Regions from separate parts of the Mus musculus genome. Here all the other regions are linked to region 1. A link is a loop called in an ENCODE intact Hi-C map of the cell type or tissue named here. Cell type or tissue: heart. All regions are shown on one strand. Region 1 holds the start of Baz1a (bromodomain adjacent to zinc finger domain 1A). Region 2 holds the start of 2700097O09Rik (RIKEN cDNA 2700097O09 gene). Region 3 holds the start of Ppp2r3c (protein phosphatase 2, regulatory subunit B'', gamma). Region 4 holds the start of Cfl2 (cofilin 2, muscle). Region 5 has its middle 32 kb from the start of Cfl2.

Region 1 (5,000 bases):
ACTGGATAATAAAAAAAATCAATAAGAAATTATATTTAAGATATATAAGTTCTAGTATTAAGAGCCAACTGTCTTTTTTTTTTAACAATTTACAACCAAAAATAAAAAAAATTAAAATAAAAAATAAAAAATTTTTGGGCCAGGTCAGGCCACTCTGTTCCAGTTTCAAAGAAACCTTGGAGCGAGAGAGCGAGAGACTGAACCAAAACTCACTGTGGCCCACGGGCTGGCCTTGAACTTGCAGACCCTCTGGTTCAACCAATGCCAGGAGAGCCTTTTCAAAAGACTGCTTATATAAAACCAAGGAAGAGTTTTGGATGTGAGCCTGTTAACTATTTTCTTGGTACTCTTAAATTAAAAATTAATCAGAAATGTTCCTAAGGATTTTAGCTTAAACATTAGATGAAGACATCATCCTCGCACAGTTACCCAACTCAATTCCACCTAAGAAGTTACAAGAGTGCACTCAAAGTAATAAAACAAGTCTATACAGGAGCCCAGTGAGATGTGCACTCCTACTTAAGGGTACTGTTTGGTGAAAAGTACTATCTACTTCTCTAGATACAACATGGTTACCTGTAACCCCTTCTAGGGAGCTGAAGATAGGGTAGGGAGTGGAGGGTCTTTCTTGGAACTGACTTTTCTAATCTCACTACTCCTTTCTCAGCTGGCTGTTGAGTTCGCCTAAAGACATCCCTGGATCAAGCCTTTCTCTCAGGCCCCCAAACTCAGAAATCCTCCTTCACACAACCTATTCGGTTGCTATTAACATACGGTTTCTAAGCCACAAAGAGAGTCTGCGTGGAGGAGAAAGAAAGAACGAGAGGGCTTGTGTGTGTGTGTGTGTGTGTGTGTGTATGTCCCGTGACTGATCAATTCGGGTTCTCACTTAAGAGTCTGTTTAAACACCGGTCGCTGCTTCGTGTCACTGAGCCACGCACGGAAACTCTTGGATACACCAAGCAATGACAAAAAATTGGGAGTTGAAGCTACATCTGCAGCAGCTTCAGGTTCTTATCAAAACAAAAGCAGTGGCACATGTCAGGCGGCCCACATGAGCCAGAGGAGGGAGTGTGTGTTGGGGCGGGGAGGTGGCGGTGGAGGCGACAAACTGAAGCTGGAGTTGAACTTGTCTAACCCCCCTCTCCCAACTCCCACCGCCTAGCTCTTGGTGCTCGAAAGGAAAACCAGGGGCGTCCGGGACCCCGCTATCTCCCACTCCTTTCCCCACGCTCCGCTCGACTACTCCCTCGCAGGTCTCCTGGGGGCGGAGACGCCGAGTTCCCCGGGGACCGGAGTTTAGTCACCAAGAAGAGGCGGTGACAGAGCGTGGCTCTCGTCGCACACTCCCAGGCCTAGGCGGCGCGGGACGCGAGGCCGCCGCTCAGGACACCCGTGCCCCAACGCTCCCCGGCCCCGTCCTCCCGGCCGGTGAAGTAACCCCTTTGCCCCCAACGCGGAGCGAGCCTCCACTCCCGCCCCGTCCCCACCTCAGCCCCGGCAGCCTCCCACTACCAAACGTCAGAAGCCACGCGCGACCGCGAAAAACCCAGTCCGGGGCCAGCCCGCTTCCTGCCCTCGGGCTCGGAGAATCCCTCTCCGGGCTGAGGCACCGGGGCGGCGCGCGGGCTGACCCGGCGGGGATCCCGGAACCGGCGGCCGAGCGCGTGCGGCCACGGCGGGGAGGGGCGAGGCGGGGAGTTTCCGCCCGCCCGGGCGAGCGCGGCGGCTCCGAGCGGTCGCCGGCCTCCGCGGGCCCCGCCGCCAGCCGCCCCACGCGGTCACGGCGCGCGGGGGATGGGCGGCCCGGCCACCCGTCACGAGCCCCGGGAGAGAAAGAGGAGACAGACAGACAAAAGGGCGCGGGGGCGGCTGTCCCCGCTGCGCGGCCGGCCTTACTCGTAGTGGCGGAAGATCTCGTTGGTGACTTTACAGTAGAAAACTTCCTCGTCCGGCCGCAGGTCCCCCGGCGGCTTCTGCCTCACGAAAGGCTTTCGGTGAAGCAGCGGCATCTCCCGGCTGCGCGCGTCCGCCCGCGCCCCTAGCAAATTGGAGGGAAAGGAGAAAGCCGGTAAGGTCGGGGAGCGCCGGGGCGGCTCGGCTGCCTTTTGTGTGACAGACGAGTCCGGTCCTCCCCGCCGCCGGGGTGCCCAGTCTGTCGGGCGGCCGCGGCCCCGGCGCGCCCCGCGGGCGCCTCACAATGGGGCGGACGCCCGGCGGCGGGCGGTGCGGCGGCTCCCCCCCCCACCCCCCAGCGCCGCTCCGGGCCGCCGCACCACCGGTCCCGGGACTCGCAACGTGCTCGACGCATCCCCGGGGCTAGGCGGCCACGGAGCCCGGGCGCCGCCGCGCTTTGTTCCCGGTTCCCCGGGACGCCGGCTGGCGAGCCCCTCACCTGCGAGCACTTGCCCGCCGCCGCACCTTCCCACGAGGAACGCCGCGAGGTCCCGGCCCGCCCCGCCCCGGAGTCTCTCCCGGCCGCCGCCGCTCCCGCTGCCACTGCCGGGCTCCGCGCGGGGATCGCGTCCCGCCGGCACTTCCCCGCCTCTCCGCGCTCCCGGGAAGTTTCTGAGCTACTTTCGGCTCTGAAGGAGGAAGAGCTGTGGGGAGGAGCTTTTCGCTTCTCGCTTCTACCTTTTTATTGGCTACTGGATGACTTTTACAGCCTGTCACTGATACAGGAAGAGAGGGCGAAGAGCCTGGGAGAGCTACATTATTAATTAATGGAGCAACCCCTCGTGAGGAATCAGAAGCATCCTCCATGTTTGAGATTATCGGCCAGAAGATCTGGGGAAAGCGCTAGTGTTCCTTAAACACATGGCAGACAAAGTAAAGTCTTCATCTTTTCCAATGGGCCACCAGCGCCCAGCTATTGAGTTGAAAAGGGGATTCCGGCTCCGATTTAAATTGCGTTTTGAAGAAAGGAAGAATAAGAAACGAAATCGCTAAAACCCTCAAAGTATTTTGCATGCGTAATCATCCATCTTGAAAGAAAGAACTTTTTTTGACACCAGTCCTTCTTGATACTTAAAACAATTCAAAGAGTTTGATAGCTCAGGAAAAGACAAAAGTTTGAAATGTCATCTCACTTATATGATCCCCCTACATATTTAAAACTAAACCCAGAATTTTTAAAAAGTATAAGTAACTTATAATCTACAAGTAACTTAAGGTCAATTTTCAGTTCAATTAGAGTCCTAACGATGTTAAATTTACTACCGAGATGTCTCATTAAACAATTTTCCCATATCAGTAATTTTCACAAATGAAACCAAATTTAATTCTTATAAGACTTGGGACTTTTGAATTGAAAAGGATATTCTAAGTTAGAAGTCATTCAGAATGTTCACCAACTTTTAATAATTTTTGCCATCACTCTATTTGCTTATTTGCAAATTAACATGTAAGAATGAGTCTAAAAGTATAACTGAGGAATAGTCTTCCAGTAAAATGTTACTTTTTTTCCTAATTACTAATGCTGTGAAATGATTTTAAAAACTGGGATCTTCTATAACTATTTGTATGTGGGTGGTGGTGTTTAAGACTATTTACCAGTTATGAACTTCTCAAACTACTATGATTATAGAACGAGTAAAATAATACTTGGTGAAAGTCTGTTCTATGGCACTAAAAAGCAGTTAATAGTGTGTGTGCATACACATTTCTGCATGAGCATAGCCACAGAAGCTTACAAGTCTCCCAGTGGCAAGTATATACGTAAGACTGTATGCTTTTCAGAGAAGTACACAGTACACACTTAAAGACTTGGTGTTTTGAAAATTGACCTCCAAATTTCTGAGTTCGAGGCCAGCCTGGTCTACAGAGTGAGTTCCAGGACAGCCAGGGCTATACAGAGAAACCCTGTCCCGAAAAACAAACAAACAAAAAACTTTTAAAAAATTGACCTCCAAATAATATACAGAATAATAGTAAGAATTCTCTAGGAAGTAGTTATTAATAGCACCTACAACAGTCCCCTAAACAAGGGGCAAGAAGAAAATTTAATTTACAAGGTGAGTGTTGTGTGTGCGTGCATGAGAGAGAGACAGAGAGATAGAGACAGAGAGAGAGAGATAGGTGAACCCAGGGGCCTAAGCATGCTAAGCCCCTAGCCTGAGGTCTGTATTAGCACAGTATGCATATAATCCAAAAGTTAAAATAAGTGGGAATCTAGAAAGGGATTAAACTCTCTGAATACTTCTAGTTTTCAACTTACTATTTGCTACATTTTAAAAATTGTTAAATTATCGAAAATCGAGATAGGCAGGCAAATGGCTCTGTGGATTAAGACACTTGTCACCAAACCTGACTACCTAGGTTCCATTTCCAGAACCCACATAGGGGAAAGAGAGAACCCACTCCCATAGATTGTCCTTTGATCTCCTCTTTTGTGTGCCCCCCCACTCCAATAAGTAAATATGATTTTAAATTTTTCTTTAAAAATTTAAAAGCAAGTGTTTATTTTCTTATTATAAATACAAATATTGACTATTTAGATTATTTTATTATGCTCCCAAAATTAAGATTTTATTCTTTTACCTATCAAATAAATACTATCAAAATCGATTTTTCTGTTCTCATACTCAATTTTCAGTATACTTATGTTCTGGGTTTTATGTATAGTTTATTTAATTTGTGACTGTTAGAAGGTGTTATGTAAGCTTAGAAAACTAAAATTATCATGTACAAAAGTTTGTTTTCTTGGGGTCATTAGGATAAGAATGGCCCCCATAGGCTCAGATATTTGAATGCTGAGTCACCAAGGAGTGAAATTCTTTGAAAAGATTAGACCGATTAGGAGGCGTGACCCTGTTGGAGGAAGTGTGCCACTGGAGGTGTGCTTTAAGGTTTGAAAAGCCCTGGTAAGGTCCAGGCTCTCTCTCATCCTCTGCCTGTGGATCAGGACACATCTTTCATCTATAGTCAGACCTCAGAGGTCTAGAGCCACTGTTCTCATATCAGACTGAGGGCCTCCCATGTGAAGAACAGCGCAGAGCTTA
Region 2 (5,000 bases), 93 kb after region 1:
AGCCTGGTCTACAGAGTGAGTTCCAGGATAATCAGAACTACACATAGAAACCCTGTCTCAAAAAATCAAAACCAACCAACCAAACAAAAGCTGTTCTTCAGAAACTCAAGTTGTTTTCTAGTCAGCTACACAAACTTCCAGAGTAGAAGGGAAGGGTGAGGTGATGGACAGGTGGCCTGGTGCTTGGGATCACTGGCTGCTGCTGCTGCTCTTGCAGAGGACTTACAGAGGATCTGAGTTTGCTTCTCGGCACTCAGCTCAGGAGGCTCACAACTGCCTGCACCTCTATCTCCAAAAGGTTCAACACCCTTTTCTAAGCCCTGAAACACTGGCACACCTGGCGTTCATTTACACAGACACATAAATAAAAATAAATCTTTAAAAAGCAAAAATGTTACCAGTGAGATGGCTCAGGTAAAGACCCTTGCTACCCAGCCTGACAACGTGAGTTTGATACCAGGAATGTAGTGTAGAAGGAGAGACCCAATTCCCCCAAGTGTCCTGATTTTTACATGCACACAGTGACAAGCTCTCCCGACCCCCAATACACACAAAATAAAATTCAAGAGTAAAAATATACCTTTTACTCAGTGATACTGGAACTACTTTTTTACTAAATTAACATCTGGAACAGAATTTAAAGGCAATCCAATTTTGAACAATGGAGGTTCAACGGATGCTTCAAATCTGGGGACTTGAATTACAAATAACTCAATCAGGCTAAGAGGGAAGTTATTTTAGTAATTGCACAAGTGCCAGAAAAGGCAACAGTCCATTTGTGTATTTTATGTATGCATACATGTGGATGCCAGAGGAGAACCTATGTCCCTCCTCCTTAGCTGCCTCCACATTGTTTTTGAGACAGGGTCTCTTAATGGGATCTGAAATCACCAAGTTAGGCGAGGCTGGCTGAGTAGGGACCCTGAGGGATCAGTATATCTGCCTTACCAGAGCTGGGATTCCATGTGCTAGGACTATATGTGCTATGCACCACTGACTGGCTTTTTATACCAATACACAGGATATAACTCAGGCAGCAGTGGGATTACACCTGCAATCCTAGTAGTATGGAGGCTATGAGAAGTAGAGGTGGAACTCTGGTCCTCATGGTTGTGTACCAAGCACCTTGCTGTTGGGAGCACACTCAAGGTCCTTGCACTCACAAACAGCACTGCAGAAAACAGTATGATTAACACATAAAAGTTGTCTTTCTAGGGGAAAAGATTAGAAAACGCATTTTCTGCTCAGATGGCTGGGACTGGAGCTGGTTAATAGCTTAGATCAACAGCTTTCAACCTGTGGGTCATGACCCTATGGGAGTTGAATGACCCTTTCATAGGGGTTGTATTTCAGATATTTATGTTATGATTCATAACTAGTAAATGTATAGCCGTGAAGCAGGAAGGAAAACAATTTTATGGATGGGAGTTACCACAACATGAAACTGTATTAACGTGTTAGAAAGGTTTGAGACCCACTGGACTAGGTGATCCTGGCACTATCTGATGGGCCAGGACATACCAAGCTCCCACCAGCAGGACCAGATGACCTACCTCTGTGCTATCTATCTGAGACCAACCAGATCCTCACTTAGGCCCTTAAGGAAACATATATACCCGATCTCTGAAACCCACCTTCATGGAAGAAGTAACAATTACTTTGAGAAAAATTTCAATATAATTATACTCTGCCAGTTCTGGTGTTCGCAAAGACCCCTTACACTTTACTACTGCCCCAGCCAACAATACATTTTTTTGTTGTAAGTCTGAACCTTTAACCAATAAGCCATCTCTCCAGTTCCAACACTGTATTTTAGTAGTTAATAATGCTTTTGGAATAAATGACCTGATATTGAGGTATGTAGAAAAGCTAGAAGGAAGTTGGTACTATTATAAACAACTAGGTTAGTTAGGTTAAAAAAAAACAACTAGGTATGTTAGGCTTAATGAAGTGATAGAAGACAACATGTTTATAGTGAGACCATGTCTTTAAAAAAAACCTAATATGTTAGAGAGATGGGTCAGCAGTTAAGAGCACTGACTGCTCTTCCAGAGGTCCTGAGTTCAACTCCCAGCAAACACATAGTGAGTGGTTCACAACATTCTGTAATGGGATCTGATGCCCTCTTGTGGTGCGTCTAAAGACAACGACAGTGTACTCATATACATAAAATAACAAACAAAAAAACCCTATTTTGTAAATTCCCATCTTGAAGCACTATTCTTATATGTGTATATAACCACAGAGTACTGCCTGGGTTCCTGCATTCCCAAGATACACTTAGCTATCATATGCCTCAAGCAATCTTTAGTTTGGTACCTCACTTAAAATAATCTCTCAAAACCTTCAACAATTCTTGAATTACACCAAGAATATTTTTCCTAAAAGGTCAGAGGTTGAAGATCTAAAAGTGGAAGCTGGAGTTGAGGGTGTAGCTCAGTAGGCAGAGCACAGGCCTGAGTTTGATCTTCAGCACCAGGGCAGGTGAGATGGACGAAGGAGGATCAGAGTTCTAAGTCATACTCTGTTAACTTGGAGGTCTAGCAGGACTAGATGAGACCTTGCCTCAAAAATTAAAAATATACTGAAGGTCTTATCAAATAAGAACACTTTAAGGAGCTGAATGAAAGTAACCTTGGGGATTAGTGTTTTTCAGAATAGCATACATTGGTAGAGTTCTCAAAAAGAGACAAGTATATAACTAAAACAGTGCGTTCACTAGGCTTTACCTTTTTTGCTAAAGAAAAGTTTCATCCATTAACTAGATCTAATCACCTCATTTCCTCGATTCTAATTTGTGAGTTTTCATATTAACTATTAACAGTTTAAAAAGAAGTGTTTTTTTTCTTCCCCATACCATGGAAGATTATTAATTGGTCTATTTTACCATGTATAAGATAAATGTACTAGGTATATGTGATTTTATTTGCCTTGAGGATAACTCCACAGCCTAAAACCTTTCTTGCACAGAGCTTTTTCAAGTAGTATCGGCCTGTACGAGTAATTGAACAAAGAGGTTCTAGAAGCTTGCCCAAAATCAGCACCGGAATCACAAACCACCTAAAGTTGATTCTCAGGTATCGAATCCTAAAATGCAGTCTGATGACTAGGTGTAGGGTATGCAGCGACCAAGAGACCTGGTGCCTAGCCCCGCCCCTCCCTGGTACCCAAAGACTAAATCCAACAGCCAACTGCCAGGCTCTAGCCATGACTGCTTACGGGTAGTCCTCATCCAGTGGAGCAGTGCCGGGACATCTGCGGGAGCCGTAGTTCCGAGCAACTGAAGTACAGCTCTCCGAGCGGACTGAAAGTCCATGGCGAAGTGCGCGGACAAGCCAAGAGCAGGTTCTCACTGAGCACGCGCAGCCAGACACGCGCGCTGCGACCCCGCCCTCCTCAGATCGTCCAATCCCGAGAGCCGAAACGCCAAACCCCGCCCCTCCGGGACCCCGCCTCCCGCGGCTTCAGAAGCCCTAGGCCGCGCGCCCTTGCGGAGTTCTGCACTCTTTCACGTAGTCGCTTTCCCCTAAGTCCTGACTTTTCCTCGAGGTCGCACCCGAGGAGGTCCTGTCTCGCTGCTAGCTTGCCGCGGCAGTGACGTACAGGGAGAACACTAAGGTCAAAGGTCAGCTCCAGCAAAGAAACACCCCTTCTATCCTTTCGGGGGAGCCGTAGACGCGGGGCTTTGTGCCCCGGAAGCGGAAGTGTGTTTTCACGAAGGGCTGAACTCCGCCGAGTGATGACGTCTCCTCATTGGGCGGAAGGTTCGGTGGCAGTCGTCGGTGTTCCAGCTGGTGGGAGTTGGCTTCACTGTGTTGGGCGCTGGGCCCCTAGTTTCTGGAGCTGGGAAGTTGGGCGACGGGCTCCGTCCCTGTCCTTCAGCTTCCAGCGTTCCTGGGTTTCCTTCGGCGGCGTGGGGCCTCGCTAAGGGCTCGCCGGCCCTGTGGGGCCACGGCTTTAGTGGCGCCTTTTGCGGTGAGTGTGGGGGGTTTTCCTCGCTCCGCCCTGGGAACCCCTAGTTAGAGCGCCGCTTCTGCGGAAGTCTTCCCGGGTGGCCACGGGCAGTGATCGCCGAGGCTGAGGTGCACTGACACTTTTATTTTACTCTTGCCCTCCACTGCAAGCTTTACCAAACGCTGCGCTGCTACCCTTTTAATTTGTCTTCAGATTTACCCGAGCCAAATAAGTAAGCATTGGTAGGCTTGGCTCATGGAAGGCATTCCCGAACAAGAATTTAGATAAAGCTATTTCCCCAAAGCCTTTTGACATATACTAGGGTTTATTTTCCTATCTTTTAGTGTTTACTAACATGTTGGTTAGCATATTGTTCAGAACTTTTAGTTCCGCGACAGTGATAAGATGTGCTAAGGACTTTAATAAGTCGAAGCTAGTGACAATGTATTTTTTGTTGTTGAAACTTTCTTAATCAGCTTTTCGGTTACCAGTCTTCACTTAGTTGTTAGATATGCATTTGAACAATTTTTTTTGAGGCTTTCTTTTCTTGTTTTCTCTTTTTAAGCTGAAGAGATAAAGTAATGAAGGACAGTGCTCCTAACATGAAGATTCTAGCAGTACAGAGGATGAAAAAGGCTATAAGTATATAATATAGCCCGACTCTAGTTAGGCCAAAAGAGACACAGGACAGTGATGACAGTTAATGTGCCCCTTAAGAGATTTGTCTGAGTCATTTGCTTTTGAAGGCTACCCTTAATTTCCTAATAGGCTTACAAGGATAGAAGAGGGTTAAGTAATATAGTTCCAATGACATAGCTGCATCAGTGCAGAAGAGGAGGGAGACATTTCCCTCAGACCTCTTTACCTCAACTTTTTGATATGACAGATTTAGTATTTTGGGATTTAATAAAGACTGTTATACAAGGAGTACTCCTGTAACTCTCTGTGCCTGCTACTGGAATAGTAGCTTTCTTCCTTTTAATTAGCCATTTTTAAATTTTTTAAAATTTATTTTATTTTATTTATTTTTTTAATGCGCTGGTGTG
Region 3 (5,000 bases), 320 kb after region 1:
GACAGGTAACTTTCTCATTGAGCCATTTTTCTTTATTTAGGAAAATATTTATGGAGATAATATTTACTGAGGTTCACGTCCTGGGCAGTGTGCACGCTACGCAGGCACTCTAACACTGAGCCACACCTCCAGATTCCCAAGCCTATTTTTTTTTTAAACAGAATCTCATTCTGTCGCTCAAATGGCCTCTTGTCTCAGTCAGCCAAGTGCTGGGATCACGGATGAGAGCTAGCATGTCTATGTAGCAGGATCACAGGTCTTTTCTGCAGGTTTTTTCTGAAGTATACGCTCTCACACACTCTGATAACTTAGAACCGAGGGACTGTAGCTTCGCTTCAGCCTCACTGGGCTCTTCAATTCTATAATCTAGTTTTTCAACACTATTTTTTCTGTATTATTTTCTTCAGAAGAGGACTCCAGGGATTCCTCAGCCCTTCACCTGTCACAGCATTTCCGTTGTCCCTGTCACATTAACCTTTAACCTTGGACCGAGCCACAGGTTCTTTAATATGGCTTGGTACTACTTGAGCAAACTGCAAAATTTTGCAAATAAGATGGGAATTGAAAAGGACCAATGAATTATCTGTCTAGAGGCCACTGATGATTCTTCACAAGCAAGAATGAGAGACAAGCACAGTTGTAGCCTCAGAGTCATCAGGGAAAAAACAGTAAGGCAGAGCTAGGGGAAGGGGACCACACAGGGAGCTGCTGTTGTTTGTCTTGGGTTTGCCTTTACTCTTTTGGAGACAAGGTGAGATCAGTAGCCCTGGCTTGGAACTCACAATTTTACAGACTAGCCTAACTTGCTGATCTTCCGGCTTCTGCCTCTGGAGTAATGGGATTACAGGTATGTACCTGGCCTAAAAAGGTTTCTCAACTGGGAAAATACCAGCTTTTTATATGCTCATGATAATAATTAAGAAAATCTGATAATACAGGTAAAGGGCTATCCTTAAGAATATATCCTTGGGTATGCGTAAAATAATTAGCACATAGGATCTACTACATTGATGGCAGTAGCCGTAAGAAGAAGCTATTAATATTAACCATACAATCTAGGTAATTTGCTATACATTCATGGTCTAGTTGAGGTATTCCTATTAAAGGTGAAGAGAAATGTAGCAAACTTTGGCGGGGGGACCGGAGAGTTGACTCAGTAGGTTAAGAGCACTTGCTTCTCTTATTTATGTAGGAGGCTCCAGTTTGCTTCCCAGCACCCACATGGCAGCTCATAACCACGTGTAACTCCTGCTCCAGGAGCTCCAATACCTTCTCTGGCCTTTGCAGGTGTCAGGTCTCAAAGAAACCTGGGACAAAGAGCTGAGGTGCCTACTAACATATCAGGGCAGAAGCAGGAGCCCAGCATTACCTAATACCTATAGCTTCTCCCAGCTCTTCTCACCCCAGCTCCTACCCTAAACCACTCTCCAGTGGGCTCAGCTTCCCTTCCTTCAGCTTCTGACCCTACAGAACTCAGGCATGTTGGCTACTCACTCCCTTGACTCAGCTCTTGGTTCCCATGTGCTCTCTTGGTCCACCCCCACCCCCTTCCATGCTCTCCCCACCGCTCCCCTCTATGCCCGTCTATACTGCTGGTCAGATTCAGTCTGGACCTTTCTAGTCTGAACTCTCCCTCATATCTACAATAAAGGCTTCCCCTCAACCCTAGGTAAGCCCTGACCTCATTTACATTCGACAGGCAACACTCAAAAATGGTACACGCGCATACATGCAGGCTGTTACATGTTTGTTAGTGGCAATGGAAATGATGGAGGAGAAAAGGCAAAGTAAACAATGTAAGAGAGAGGAGAACACAGAAGAGAAGCCATCGAGTATATGAAAAGGAATGCAATCCAGTGAGGGACTTCAGGGACTCAAGTCCAATACACAGTTCTTAATAGAGACAGGGTTTCTCTGTGTAGCCCTGGCTGTTCTGAAACTCCCTGTAGACCACACTGGTCTCCAACTCAGAGATCCACCTGCCTCTGCCTCTCAAGAGCTGGGGTTAAAGCCACGTGCCACCACTACCTGGTGACAATACATTCTAAAGGTGAAGGTTGGTTGTAAGGATATATACCTAAGACCTGAGTGAAATGGTAACTGGAAACAGTTGAGGCTCTCCTTTATAAACTGCCTCTACTTCCTCTTTAAGATATATATATTTGAAAAATATGCTCATCGATTTAAGGTGAACAGTGGAGGGCAGACTGGAGGTTTGGGAAGATGAGCGGAATTAAGTGTAGAAAAGCAAACGCTCTTCTTGCAGATGCCACCAAAACAGACACTTCACCTTAGAACTCACCATGGTTTGGGTGTTCTTCTTTGTTTGAGTCTAGCCTTTAATGGCTGAGCCATGCCTACAACCAGGTTCTGTTTTTCTTTAGCCAATCGCAGCTGCCTGGGTGCTGGTGTGGAGCTGGAAGGATTTTACCAGACTGGAAAGCAAGTGTGAAGGACCAAGGAACGAGCAATGTAAAACGGATTCATGAAATTTAAAATGGAGGGTTAAGTGAAAGAGAGTTAAAAGGTGGCAGGGACTCGGGAGGCAGGAACAAAAAGGGTCAATAAGTCAAGTCTAGCCTCGGCTAGATGATAAAACGCTATTTCTAGGGAAGGAAAAAAACCTATAAGGATGAATTATAGGTCTTGAAAAGATTGAAGGTTTGAACCAAGGTTCGTAAGTCTGGTTCGTAAGTCTAAGATCGTGGAAAACTGAGGTCACCGTTATGCTCTCATTCCTAGCAGGGCATTTACCAGGGAAGTTTGGGTCACCCCTTGGTAGATCTCCAAAGCACATTCCACTCTGACTCCTTTGTCAGAGAAGTTTAACAGACAAAAGTACAGCTCTCACTAGCTCCTCCACCCTATCCACCCTGTCCGCCACTTCTAGCCTGGGGCGGGCTATCTAGAGGGCGGTCCCTCTCAAACTCACTCTTTGGATCCGTGTTGGGCGACGCTAACCGCCGGCGAAGCACGTCTTTCCAGTCCATGGTTGACTCCCGCTCAGAGGACCCTACATTTGCAGTTTGTTAAGAGCTCCACCCACTGCCAGCCGCGACGTCAGACTTCGCCAAGACAGGTGGAAGTTAATTAGGACGCCTGGACGCCATCTTGGGCACGGGCGGAAGCCTTGGCTACAAAGGAAAAAAAGAAAAAAGGAAAGGAAAGATGCTGTAGCTATTCCGGATACGGCGATCACGCTAGCATGGACGAAAATCAGACATGAAGTAGATGAAAAAATTATCCTTCTTACGGAGGTGTCGCAGCTCACCAAGCCGGATTTCTAAAGGCCAGAAGAAGCCTGCGTGACTTCTTCGCTTGGGCATTTAGCGCGTGCGCGCCACAGGTTACGGGACTCCATTGCCATTTCCGAATTGAGAAAAGCATTTTCGTCACATTTTGTTCTTTCTCTGGAAACCTTAACCGTTCCTACGATGTAATAGACGCAGCGGTATCCAGCCCTCTCGGATACTAAAAGTTTCAAAATTATCCTGGTTTGTTTATCTTCTCAGTACTCAACAGAACCCTGGAATTCAAGCGCTCCAGGCCCCAGCACCACGTTCAGCGCGGTGCGTTGTGGGTATTGTAGTTTTCACCGCGTTTATGGTTCCTTTAAGCATGAGTGGCGTGGTGAGTTGTTTAATGAAGTGAACTTCGTTTGTCGACCCTCCGTACAGTTAAGTCTGAGCTCTTTCTGGACCTCACTTCCTTCCCTATGATGTTTATGCTGCATTTCCATGGCCCCTCTTCTCCGAAGAGTTTTGCGGCCCGGAGAGAGTTGTGAAGAGCAAGGGACCCTAGACTGGCTTTTCTTGCTACTGCTGGGGCTGCGATTGGTGGTTCCTGTTCGTTGTTATTTATTTCCCTGTTCTAGCTCCTTTGGTATCCCGCCCCTCTTCGGGACCATCATAATCCACACGAGTCAAACTGGGAGTCCATGTGCTTTTTCCTCAGATTCGAAAATTGGAAGGTAACAGGCACTTCAGGATTCCCGTTCCGCCTTCTGGTTTAGGGATTGCTACTGGTGTTGGACGTCTTTGGATCCTTATTTAATAAATAGAACACGTGTGCTTTCCTTACCATTACATCGCTCCAAACACATAGTCTTGATTTGTTTGTAACGGAGAAACAAAAAAAGTCTCACTTTCAAGAACTGCGCTTCCATATCCTCGGGCCCCCAATACCTTAATTTTACGTAGTGGAGTGAAACTGTTTTATTTTTAAGTTTCATTCAACTCACTGCAGCATGACCTTCTATTTGTCTGGTTTTCGGAGCATCCCGAAACTTTGGAAGAGCAACCCTTACTTTGAGCTAGGCCCTGCGACCTCTTCTACCCCCTTCTTTCTCTGTGCCATCGGGAACCAACAAAGATGGTTTTCTGTTAAACCTACTACCCCTCCAAATAGCAAAGCACTCAATCTACTGGATACCAAAGCTAGGACACACAGGAAAGGGAATGACAACAATGGGCAGGTTTCTTCTGATCCTCATTACTTCGCTGCTGGAGCAGCTAAGAAGAGGTCCCACATAGGTGCTAACCCTCAGAATCAAGGTCATGCCTTGCCCGTGAGAAGCTCTGTCCAACTTCCAACTAAACCTTTGAATTCCGCAGAGTGGGATAAACTTAAAGAAGATTTCAAAGGAAAGGCCAGTTTTGAAGACTTCATCATTTCACAGATGGCACGCAACTGTTGTTCAGTAGATGTGGCCAAGTCTCTCCTGGCTTGGGTAGCAGCAAAGAACAATGGCATCGTGGGCTATAATCTACTCGTCAAGTATTTATATCTCTGTGTCTTTCATAAGCAGACGTCAGAAGTTATTGATGTCTATGAAATCATGAAAGCCAAGTACAAGAGTTTAGAATCTGGGGGTTATACCCTTCTCATCCGGGGATTGATCCACTCAGACAGATGGAGAGAGTCCTTGTTGCTGTTAGAAGACATTAAAAAAGTCATGGTCCCTTCCAAAAAGAACTATGGTGACTGTATACAAGGAGCCC
Region 4 (5,000 bases), 120 kb before region 1:
TTTCAAAAGAAAAACAAAGGCAAAAACTGACTCTGATAATAATAATCCTTGCACTTTTAGAAGTACTTTTTTTCTTTTGTTTTTACACACCAGAATATAAATACTAGGTCTTCTTTCTTAGACTCTTTTGTTTCGTACGTGGCATCGTACAAAGCATATCGGCAATCATTCAGAGGCAACAACTTCACAAAAGATGTGTAGGGGTCCTCTACAGTGTCACCAATGTCACCCACCAAGATCTGCTTGGCTTCCTCTACAATTATTTGTCTTTTGTCATCGCTCAAACAGAAGAGAACTGCTTTCTTTCTTTTTTTGATCTCCTCCTGTGTAGAAGATTTTCTTACTTTCATATCATTAAAAACTTTGATGACTTCATCATTCACTGTAACTCCAGATGCCTGAAAACAAACAAAGGGTGGGAATTTAGAATAAGGATTTCGGTTTTAACCAAAATCATAGACTTCAGTCTGGCCAGAGTATTAAAAAACTGCACCAAACAACGTAAGCAGTCCTATTAGGTCTGTCAATTTTAAATATCAGAAGAAGATACGGGTAAAATGTCTAACTCATACTGCTCATTCATCCTTCTTAAAGGAGTACGGAGAGAACCGCTAACGGGAGGTGGGAAGGGACAAATACAGTTGAGCCATGCCTGAAATGTTTCCTATTTCACTGGGTGATGTCAGAGCTTCAGGAGCAGCAGCAAAAATACCTTCTGTATTGTGTCAACTCTGCAGGCCTTAAAAAAAAACACTCCAGGATTTCAGTTAACGCTTCTACTATTTTTTTTTTCTTTCTTTAAAGCCGTCTTAGCCACGGCTGCTTCCACATAAGGAAAGAGAATCAAGTGTAAACTCCAACCCGCTGCGGCTACAGCGATTACGCCCCACCGCCCATTGGCAGCCGCTTTGAAACTAACAGATCCCGTGAAAAGGCTCCCTACGGCGAGAAAAGCGTTTTAAAATAGGTTTCTACCTGTTCAATCTCCTCGGAACGGCGTTATGGCCGGCCTCCTAGACCCTCACCCAGAGGCTGCTGGCCACGTACCAACCTTACAGCGCGCGAGTTAAAAACCTTAAGCCGCGCAGGGCAGAGCAACACGCGGGGGCCCTGGCCCAAGGAGCGACCCTCTCGCGCCGGGCCTGCGCCGGGCCCTCCCGCCTCGGGACTCGGAGCGGCCGCAGGGCCTCGAGCCCTCGGCCCGCAGCGCCGAAGCGCCCACCGCACAGGCCCAGGCAGGGTTAAGATGGCGGCCGCGCGGGGATCCGCGCCGCGCCCAGCATTCCCCCGCCGGCGCGCCCACCTTACCATAGTGCCCGCGGCTGAAGTGGCTGCGGCGGCGGTGGCTCGGACTCCGGCTCGGTGGCACTGGGACGAGAAGAAGGAGGGGTCGGCGGCGGGCAGCAGAGAGTGCAGGGCACGCCGGGAGCTGCAGCCGGGCGGGCGGGCGGCGGGCTGGAGGGCCGCAGGGCGGGCGGGGCGGGGGCGGTCACGTGGTCAGGCCCCGCCCCCGCCGCTGTCCTCCGCCTGACCCCGGAGCTCCAGAACCGCTAGCAGAACCACGCGCAGCGGCGGCGGGAGCCCCGATGCTGACAGGGATGGTCGTAGCGACCAATCCGGGTTCAACGCTCGAGCGGTTCGCGGGCTCCTGGCGCTGCTCTGGGGGGTTGTGACGTGAGGAAACGGGGTGTGGTGGTCGGGTAGAGAGCTCTTTGCTTCATTCACTTGCGCTTTCCACGGAAAGGGTCCGGATTGTAACCTTTCGGGACCCCTTTGGAAAGCCCCGACTTTGAATGAATCGTTAAGATCTTATTCTTCTTTGTGTGTTTGAATTGAGACAGGATCTCGTTTGGAGTCTTTTGCGGGTCTCTTGATTCATGAAGTAACTGCAGATGACCTTGAACGGATCCCGCCTCCATCCTGCAGGTGTTGGGATTACAGGCAAGCACCACCTCCCTGGGTTTAGACCCCTCTTATTACTAAAAGGAGAACGAACACTATAAATATTACCTTAGTGATTGAAGTACTAAGCAAAGGCAGAATGAGAAGCAGGAATGTTGGCTTATACCTGGAATTCTGCAAGAAGAGGGTGAGGTCACAAAAAGTCTCTGGAGATACCTTGGACAGAATTATAATCCAAGTAAAACCAGAAACTGCTCAAGTTACGTTTCTTTTCCCCTGTAAATGGGATGTATTGAGATTACTAGAAAAATAAATGTTTATATGTGGAGAGAAAAGGGCCTGACACATTTGATTTGGTAATTGTGTTGAAATCGTGTGTGTGTGTGTGTGTGTGTGTGAGAGAGAGAGAGAGAGAGTGTGTGTGTGTGTGTGTGTGTGTGTGTGTGTGTGTGTGTGAATAGGTGTGCTGTGGGAGTCATTTCTCCTCTACCGTGTGGGCCCTGGGAATTAAACTTAAGTCATCGAGCTTGGTGGTACCCTATCCCCATGTCAGGCAGCACACAGGCAGTCGTCACCTGTGAGCTCAGCTCCATGGACCCTGACTCCCTCTCCTAACCTTCACAAACACCTGCACATGTGCACACACATAAAAAATAAATGTAAAAAATCCTTTTGTTTTTACTCAGTGTACATGTAGGTGTATCTGTGTGAAGGTCTGCTATGTGTGTGTGGGTGCCCTTAGTAGCCAGAAGATGTTTGATCACTGGAGCTAGAGTTGCAAGAGTGGCAGACCATTGTGAGCTGCCTGAGCTGCCTGTTGTGGGTGCTCCGGTCCACTCTACTTTCTCAGGCCCACAGATTTATTATTATACATAAGTACACTGTAGCTGACTTCAGACACACCAGAAGAGGGCATCAGATATCCTTATAGGTGGTTGTGAGCCACCTTGTAGTTGCTGGGATTTAAACTCAGGACCTTTGGAAGAGCAGTCAGTGTTCTTAACTACTGAGCCATCTCTCCAGCCCTAGTTTGTTCTTAAGAGTGAGTGCTTCTTGAGCATGGAGAAAGGATTGTGGGAGGGGGTGACTTGGAGGTGGGCAATGAGCAGAATGTAAAGTGAATAAGTAAAAAAATAAATAGTAAAATAAAAAAAAAATTGCCGGGCAGTGGTGGCGCATGCCTTTAATCCCAGCACTGGGGAGGCAGAGGCAGGCGGATTTCTGAGTTCGAGGCCAGCCTGGTCTACAGAGTGAGTTCCACGACAGCCAGGGCTATACAGGAATTCACTCAAAAAAAAAAAACAAACAAACAAACAAAAACAAAAAAATTGGAGCTGAGACAAAAGGATGGACCATCTAGAGACTGCCATATCCAGGGATCCATCCCATAATCAGCCTCCAAACGCTGACACCATTGCATACACTAGCAAGATTGTGCGGATAGGACCCTGATATAGCTGTCTCTAGTGAGACTACGCCAGGGCCTAGCAAACACATAAGTGGATGCTCACAGTCAGCTATTGGATGGATCACAGGACCCCCAATGGAGGAGCTAGAGAAAATACCCAAGGAGCTAAAGGGATCTGCAACCCTATAGGTGGAACAACATTATGAACTAACCAGTACCCGGGAGCTCTTGACTCTAGCTGCATATGTATCAAAAGATGGCCTAGTCAGCCATCACTGGAAAGAGAGGCCCATTGGACTTGCAAACTTTATATGCCCTAGTACAGGGGAACGCCAGGGCCAAAAAGTGGGAGTGGGTGGGTAGGGGGTGGGGGGAGGGTATGGGGGACTTTTGGGATAGCATTGGAAATGTAAATGAGGAAAATACCTAATTAAAAAAAAAAGAGTGCTTGCTTTTAGGAATTGTATAATGAAGTCCCATGTAGGACAGCTGGCATCAACTAAACAAGCCAAGAGTAGAAACCTGCTATTCTGGTAAAGCCTATTGCTGACCCAATGTAACTTGTCCTTTCAATATTTATTTATTTATTTGTCTATTTGTCTATTTATCTATTTATCTATTTATCTATTTATCTATTTATTTATTTATTTATTTATTTATTTATTTATTTGAGACAGGGTCTCACTATATGTGTAGGACTGACTGGCCTGAATTTGCTATGCAGACCAGGTTAGCCTACAGAGATCTGCCTGCCTCTGTGTCCTGAGTTCTGGGATTAAAGGTGTGCTGGCCTATTTTATTAGTAGTTAACATTATGACTTACACATCTCACGTGTCGTTATCATCTCCCTCTGCCTTCTGCCTTTGCTGTGCTGAAGCTGTTTGCCTCGTGTGGTCTATTTGCCAGTTATTGGTATTATTTCCCGAGGTATTGGAGTCCTTTTTAGAGAATCATTGCCTAGACCTATATCTTGAAATACTTTTCCTGTATTTTCCTCTAGCAGTCTCAAAGTTTGGAGTCTCACACGAAGGTTTTAGATCCATCTTAAATTTGTGGGTCCATGTAGAGTGAGACCATTCTCCTTTTTTTTTTTTTTTGTGGAAATCCAGTTTCCTGAGATCATTTGCTTAACAACCTTCCCCCCAAAGTATTTCAAGTTCTTTTAATTGAGATTTGATAGATTTTTATTTTATATGTATGAATTGTTTGTATCATATCTGTGCACCATGGAGGTCAGAGAGGGCTCCAGTTCCCTTAGAACTGATGTCACAGATGGTTGTGGGCTGCCATGTGGGTGCTGGGGATCAAACACAGGTCTTTGGAAGAACGACCAGTGCTCACAATTGCTGAGCCATCTCTCTCCCTAATATATGTGTTAGACTATTATAGTTGGGCTTCTTTTTGAACCTTATATTCTATTGGTGTGTGTGTCTACTTGTCTTTGATGTTTTGTTACTGTGACAGACCTAGAATTTGAGACCAAGTCTTCTAATAACTCCAGAATTACTCTTTGTCCTTGAGACTGCCATTTATAGTTTTATAAATAATGTCATTGAATTTTAAGGTGGATTTGTATTGATTGCTTTTGTTAACACAAGCATTTTTACAATATTAATTCCACCAATCTGAGCACAGGATCTTTAGCCTGTGAAATGTCATAAAGTTTTTATGGAAGAGGCTTTTCATCCC
Region 5 (5,000 bases), 160 kb before region 1:
AATCAGTCAATCTCTCTCTCTTTCTCTCTGCAAGAATGCTCCTTTCTCCTCTCTTTCTCCTCCCCTTATCCCCTGCCCCCTTTCCCATGATGACTTCCTTGGCTTTGGTCCTTTGGGCCAGTGAATTTGCCAACCTGAGAGCAGGTTTCCAATAGCCCTGCCTTGAATATAACCTAATCTGGCAGCAGTAATCTATCAGAAATGTGGAGATGCAGAAGAAATAAAGAGATAAATCTGTCTTCGTCGCTGTCCTATTTCTGTGAAAAGACATCGTAACGAAGCCAACTCAGGAAAGTGTTTAATCGGGTTCTACTTAGAGTTTCTGGGGCTTAAGTCCATTATCATGGTGGGGAGCAAGGAGGTAGGCAGGTTTGGTGTTGAAGTTGCTAAGAGCTATGTCTTGATCTGTAGGCTGGGCCTGGCATGGGCTTTTTGATACTTCTACCAGCCTCCCCCCACTCCCCATGACACACTTCCTCCAACAAGGCCACACCTCCTAATTATTCTAATCTTTTCAAAGACTTTCAACCCTTGGTGACTAAGCATTGAAATATATGAACCTATGGAGTGGAGATGGGGGTTCTGACATCTTCTTCTGACCTATAAAAGCATGCCTGAAAAAAAAAAACCCACCCATTCACATAAAATAAAATAAAATCCTGTTTTTAAAGATGGCAGGACTCAGAAGAGTGAAGCAGCTGAGACCAGGAGGCTGAGCCTGAACTATATATTTTGACAGGGCCCCAGACCTTAGCACAACTGACTCCATGATGGAAGTGCCATTCAGGCTGTAAACTTTAGCACACAGACAACACCACATGCCAAAATGAAAACAAAGACTTAATTCATCAAAGTCCAGAATTCTGGGAAAGTATCTAAATATATTAACTTTTTTGCTTTTTTGTTTTTGTCGCTCTGTTTCTGGCTGTCTTGTTAACTGAAGTATGTGGTGCTAGAACATGGTTTTTGTGTTAAAAGCTCACCCCGAGAAAGGCTCAGCAATACCCTAGGATCCCAAACACACTGGCTAATAAAGACTTTCTACTAGCTTGTAACCAAGTATGAGCTGTCTTCTCTGGTGACTGCCCCACAACAATATGTGAAGAGTGAATATATGGAGAGATGGCTCAGCGGTTAAGAGCACTGACTGCCCTTCCGGAGGTCATGAGTTCAATTCCCAACAACCACATAGTGGCTCACAACCACCCGTAATGAGAAACAAATGAAAAACCTTTGGGCTGAAGCAAATGGACTGGATCGAGTGTGAGAAGGCGAGGGGGAAGAACTAAAAAATAATAAATAAATCAATCTTTTTTTAAAGATTATTATATGTAATAAATAAGTATATGTAAGTACACAAGAGCAGCCAGTGCTCTTAACTGCTGAGTCAACTCTCCAGCTCTCCCTCCGTCCCTGCTTGCTGTAGCTGTCTCCAGACACCCCAGAAGAGGGCATCAGATCTCATTACGGATGGTTGTGAGCCACCACTCGATCCAGCCCATTTGCTTCAGCCCAAAGGTTTTTCATTTGTTTCTCATTACAGGTGGTTGTGAGCCACTATGTGGTTGCTGGGATTTGAACTTAGGACCTTCAGAAGAGCTCTTAACTGCTGAGCCATCTCACCAACCCCATAAATAATTAAAAAAATTAAAAAGGGGGCTGGTGAGATGGCTCAGTGGGTAAGAGCACTGAAGGCTCTTCCAAAGGTCCTGAGTTCAAATCCCCAGCAACCATATGGTGGCTCACAACCACCTGTAATGAGATCTGACACCCACTTCTAGTGTGTCTGAAGACAGCTACAGTGAACTAACGTATAATAATAAATAAATCTTTAAAAAATAAAAAAATAAATTCAGATAGAGACAGATCTTGTGGCATACACCTTTCATCCCAGCACTCAGGAGATAGAGGCAGACAGATCTCTGTGAGTTCAAGGCCAGCCTGAACAAGAGTAAGTTAGTTCCTGGACACCCTGTCTTGAAAAAAAAAAAAAAAACAACACGCCGCCCCCACTCCGACTAAAGAATGAATTTGGCACTACAAAAACCTAAAACATTTCTCTACTTTAATAGTAGAGATAGAGAGTTGTAATTGCCACGAGTCTACAAAGCTTTAGTGGTGTGTGGCTCTGCTGAGGGAACCACTAGAGGGCGGGCTTGGCCTTTCACACCGTGGAAGATGGCTGTGGATTTCTCTGTCAGCTTTACCAAGCTACTTCAGCCTTACTACAGGATCTTGCCTGTTGAACTATAGAATGGATTTGGGGTGTGTTCATTAACATTAAATAAATAATTTAAAAATAATTACTGGAGAATGAGAAATAAAAAATGCAAGAAAACATCTATAAAAGACGCATCTGGCTGGGTGAGCTAGCAACAAACCTGTGATTCTGGCGCTTCGGAGGCTGAGGCAGAATCAGCAAATCAAAATCAGCGTTGGTTCTAAGGGGCCGGGGAGACTTCAAGTGAGATCCTGCCTCAAAACAAAAAAGGGGCCGGGCGTGGCGGCGCACGCCTTTAATCCCAGCACTTGCGAGGCAGAGGCAGGCAAATTTCTGAGTTCGAGACCAGTCTGGTCTACAGAGTGAGTTCCAGGACAGCCAAGGCTACACAGAGAAACCCTGTCTCGAAAACAAAACAAAATAAAACAAACAAACAAACAAACAAAAGGGACGGTCAAGGCTGAAGACCTGAGTTTGGGTCCAGCACCCATAACAAACTGAGAGCATGGCCTCACTGTTGAAGGTGGAGACAGAGGATTGATGGCCTTCCTCCAGGTTCAACGAGAAAGAGTTTTAAAGGATTCAAAAGGTGAATGTAATCTCACACATTTACATACACCCCCCCATACACAAACACACACACACATATACATACACACATGCATACACACACTAAGAAGGATGCCTTCCCAGGATGGCCATACATACCTGTAGTTAATCCCAGCACTTGGGAGGTAGAGGCAAGAGTGTAGGAGTACCAGGCCATCATGGGCTATATGAGACCCTGTCTCATATATATGCAACACTCCCTACCAAATGTCCTACACGGTGAGTGGATAAACTGTAGTATATCCAGACAATGGAATATTAGCTCAGCACTAAAAAAGAAATGAGATTCAAAGCCATGAAAAGACATAGGGCACCTTAATACTTAAATAATACTTTTTAGTTAGAGAAGCCAAGGACGTTGTATGATTCAGGCAACCACGCCCAGTGTATGATTCCAACTGTACCTTAGGAAAGAGGAAACTATGGAGCTGGTGGACAAGACCAGTGGTTGCCAGGGCTCAGGGAGGGTGGTGGTGGTGAGTGGGAAAAGCACAGGGCAGATCTACTATCATCTATCTACCTATCATTATCTATCTATCTATCTATCTATCTATCTATCTATCTATCTATCTACCTACCTATCTATCTATCTATCTATCTATCAATCAATCATCTATCTACCTATCATTATCTATCTATCTATCTATCTATCATCTATTTAACTATCATTATCTAACATCTATCTATCATCTACCTTATCTACCCTATCTATCTATCTATCTATCTATCTATCTATCTATCTATCATCTACTTATCATTATCTATCTATCTATCTATCTATCTATCTATCTATCTATCTATCTTTAAGGCGAGGTCTGGTCTTGACCTCCACCTAAGGGCTTTCTATTACATACACTGGTATGAACACACTTGTCCAACCTACAATTGCCATACTAAAGATGAACTGTAAAGTGAGTTGTGGTGCTGTGACAGGGACACATCTGTGTAGGCCCACAAAATGAAACACTGTCTCTGACTGTTGTGGGGTGTTGCTGTGTGGGGGTAGTGGGTATATGAGGTGTCTTTGCTCCTACAGCCCAGAACTGCCACCAACCTAAAACTGCTATCTAAAAAGATGTGGTAGCACACACCTTTAACCCCAGCTCTCAGATGCACTAGAGTGGGATTTCTGAGGTTTAGAGGTTCCCAGAGCTTCTGAGACTACCAAGGCTACATAATGAAACCCTGTCTCAAAAAAGTCAAATTTTCATTTCATTTATTTATTTTAATTTTTTAAAGACAGGCATTTTTTTTTTCTATATAATAGCCCTGGTGTCCTGGAACTTACTCTATAGACCAGGCTGGTCTTGAACTTTTTTTTTTAAGATTTATTTATTATTATACATAAGTACACTGTAGCTGTCTTCAAACACACCAGAAGAGGGGTCAGATCTCATTATGGGTGGTTGTGAGCCACCATGTGGTTGCTGGGATTTGAACTCATGACCTTCTGAAGGGCAGTCAGTGCTCTTACCCGCTGAGCCATCTCACCAGCCCTGGTCTTGAACTCTTAAACTCAGAGATTCACCTGCCTCTACTTCCTGAGTAATAGAATTAGAGGTGTGTGCCACCACTGCCCAGCAACAATCTATTTTTTTAAAAAGATTTATTTATTATATTTATATGAGTACACTACTGTAGCTGTCTTCAGACACACCAGAATAGGGCATCAGATCCTATTACAGATGGTTGAGAGCCACCATATGGTTACTGGGAATTGAACTCAGGGCCTTTGGAAGAGCAGTCACTGCTCTTAACAGCTGAGCCATGGCTCCAGCCCTCAGTCTAGTTGTTCTTTGTTTTGTTTTTTTTTTTAAGATTTATTTATTCATTATATATGAGTCTTCTGTAGCTGTCTTCAGACACACCAGAAGAGGGCATCAGATCTTGTTATGGATGATTGTGAGCCATCATGTGGTTGCTGGGATTTGAACTCAGGACCTTCAGAAGAGCAGTCAGTGCTCTTAACCACTGAGCCATCTCTCCAGCTCCCTCAATCTAGTTTTTTTTTTTTTTTTTAATGCAATTCTCCCGAGGAGTGGAGCATCCCTAAGGCATTTAGTGTGTTCTTTGAATCAGTTAGTTAACTGTACAGGTTTCCAAGCTATAACATAAGCACAGTTAACAGGGGTTGTTTTTCAAGACAGTGTTTCTCTGTGTAGCCCTGGCT

The links. A loop is a pair of places that touch in the nucleus more often than their neighbours do. Peaks named below come from ENCODE experiments on the same cell type or tissue, not always from the same donor. Only the 100,000 strongest peaks of a DNase experiment are listed, where the experiment ranks them.
Region 2: it touches region 1 in a loop (8-fold over the local background); 8 of 42 quality-filtered maps call a loop at or near these places.
Region 3: a loop joins it to region 1, with 5 times the contacts of the local background. A loop is called at or near these places in 2 of 42 quality-filtered maps.
Region 4: a loop joins it to region 1, with 2.0 times the contacts of the local background. A loop is called at or near these places in 5 of 42 quality-filtered maps.
Region 5: a loop joins it to region 1, with 1.9 times the contacts of the local background. A loop is called at or near these places in 7 of 42 quality-filtered maps.

The regions. Positions count from the first base shown.
Region 1 is chr12:54,983,767-54,988,766 of GRCm38, forward strand. Baz1a (bromodomain adjacent to zinc finger domain 1A) reads right to left here and starts at 2,570. Exons shown (of 27, transcript NM_013815.2): 1 at 2,396-2,570; 2 at 1,900-2,041. The coding sequence starts at 2,012. It overlaps Gm51983 (a long non-coding RNA gene), which reads left to right. Exons shown (of 3, transcript XR_003950194.1): 3 at 1-883. In heart, a CTCF peak has its summit at 1,976; DNase peaks (open chromatin) are centred at 1,135, 1,775, 1,925 and 2,595; H3K4me3 peaks cover 2,762 bases; H3K27ac peaks cover 2,405 bases.
Region 2 is chr12:55,076,762-55,081,761 of GRCm38, forward strand. It overlaps 2700097O09Rik (RIKEN cDNA 2700097O09 gene), which reads right to left and starts at 3,349. Exons shown (of 8, transcript NM_028314.2): 1 at 3,220-3,349. The coding sequence starts at 3,316. It overlaps Srp54a (signal recognition particle 54A), which reads left to right and starts at 3,735. Exons shown (of 16, transcript NM_011899.4): 1 at 3,735-3,975. In heart, a CTCF peak has its summit at 2,132 (motif pointing left); DNase peaks (open chromatin) are centred at 3,410 and 3,700; H3K4me3 peaks cover 1,713 bases; H3K27ac peaks cover 531 bases.
Region 3 is chr12:55,299,662-55,304,661 of GRCm38, forward strand. It overlaps Ppp2r3c (protein phosphatase 2, regulatory subunit B'', gamma), which reads right to left and starts at 3,339. Exons shown (of 14, transcript NM_021529.4): 1 at 3,254-3,339; 2 at 2,933-3,134. The coding sequence starts at 2,990. It overlaps Prorp (protein only RNase P catalytic subunit), which reads left to right and starts at 2,976. Exons shown (of 7, transcript NM_025373.1): 1 at 2,976-5,000. The coding sequence starts at 4,247. In heart, no CTCF peak of the experiment used is centred here; DNase peaks (open chromatin) are centred at 3,040 and 3,590; H3K4me3 peaks cover 3,085 bases; H3K27ac peaks cover 2,685 bases.
Region 4 is chr12:54,861,436-54,866,435 of GRCm38, forward strand. It overlaps Cfl2 (cofilin 2, muscle), which reads right to left and starts at 1,442. Exons shown (of 4, transcript NM_007688.2): 1 at 1,309-1,442; 2 at 91-398. The coding sequence starts at 1,311. In heart, a CTCF peak has its summit at 1,921; DNase peaks (open chromatin) are centred at 656 and 1,446; H3K4me3 peaks cover 2,764 bases; H3K27ac peaks cover 2,654 bases.
Region 5 is chr12:54,828,625-54,833,624 of GRCm38, forward strand. No RefSeq gene overlaps it. Among named protein-coding and RNA genes, the nearest start is that of Cfl2, 32 kb to the right of the region's middle. In heart, CTCF peaks have their summits at 1,429 (motif pointing right) and 2,146 (motif pointing right); a DNase peak (open chromatin) is centred at 2,157; H3K27ac peaks cover 19 bases.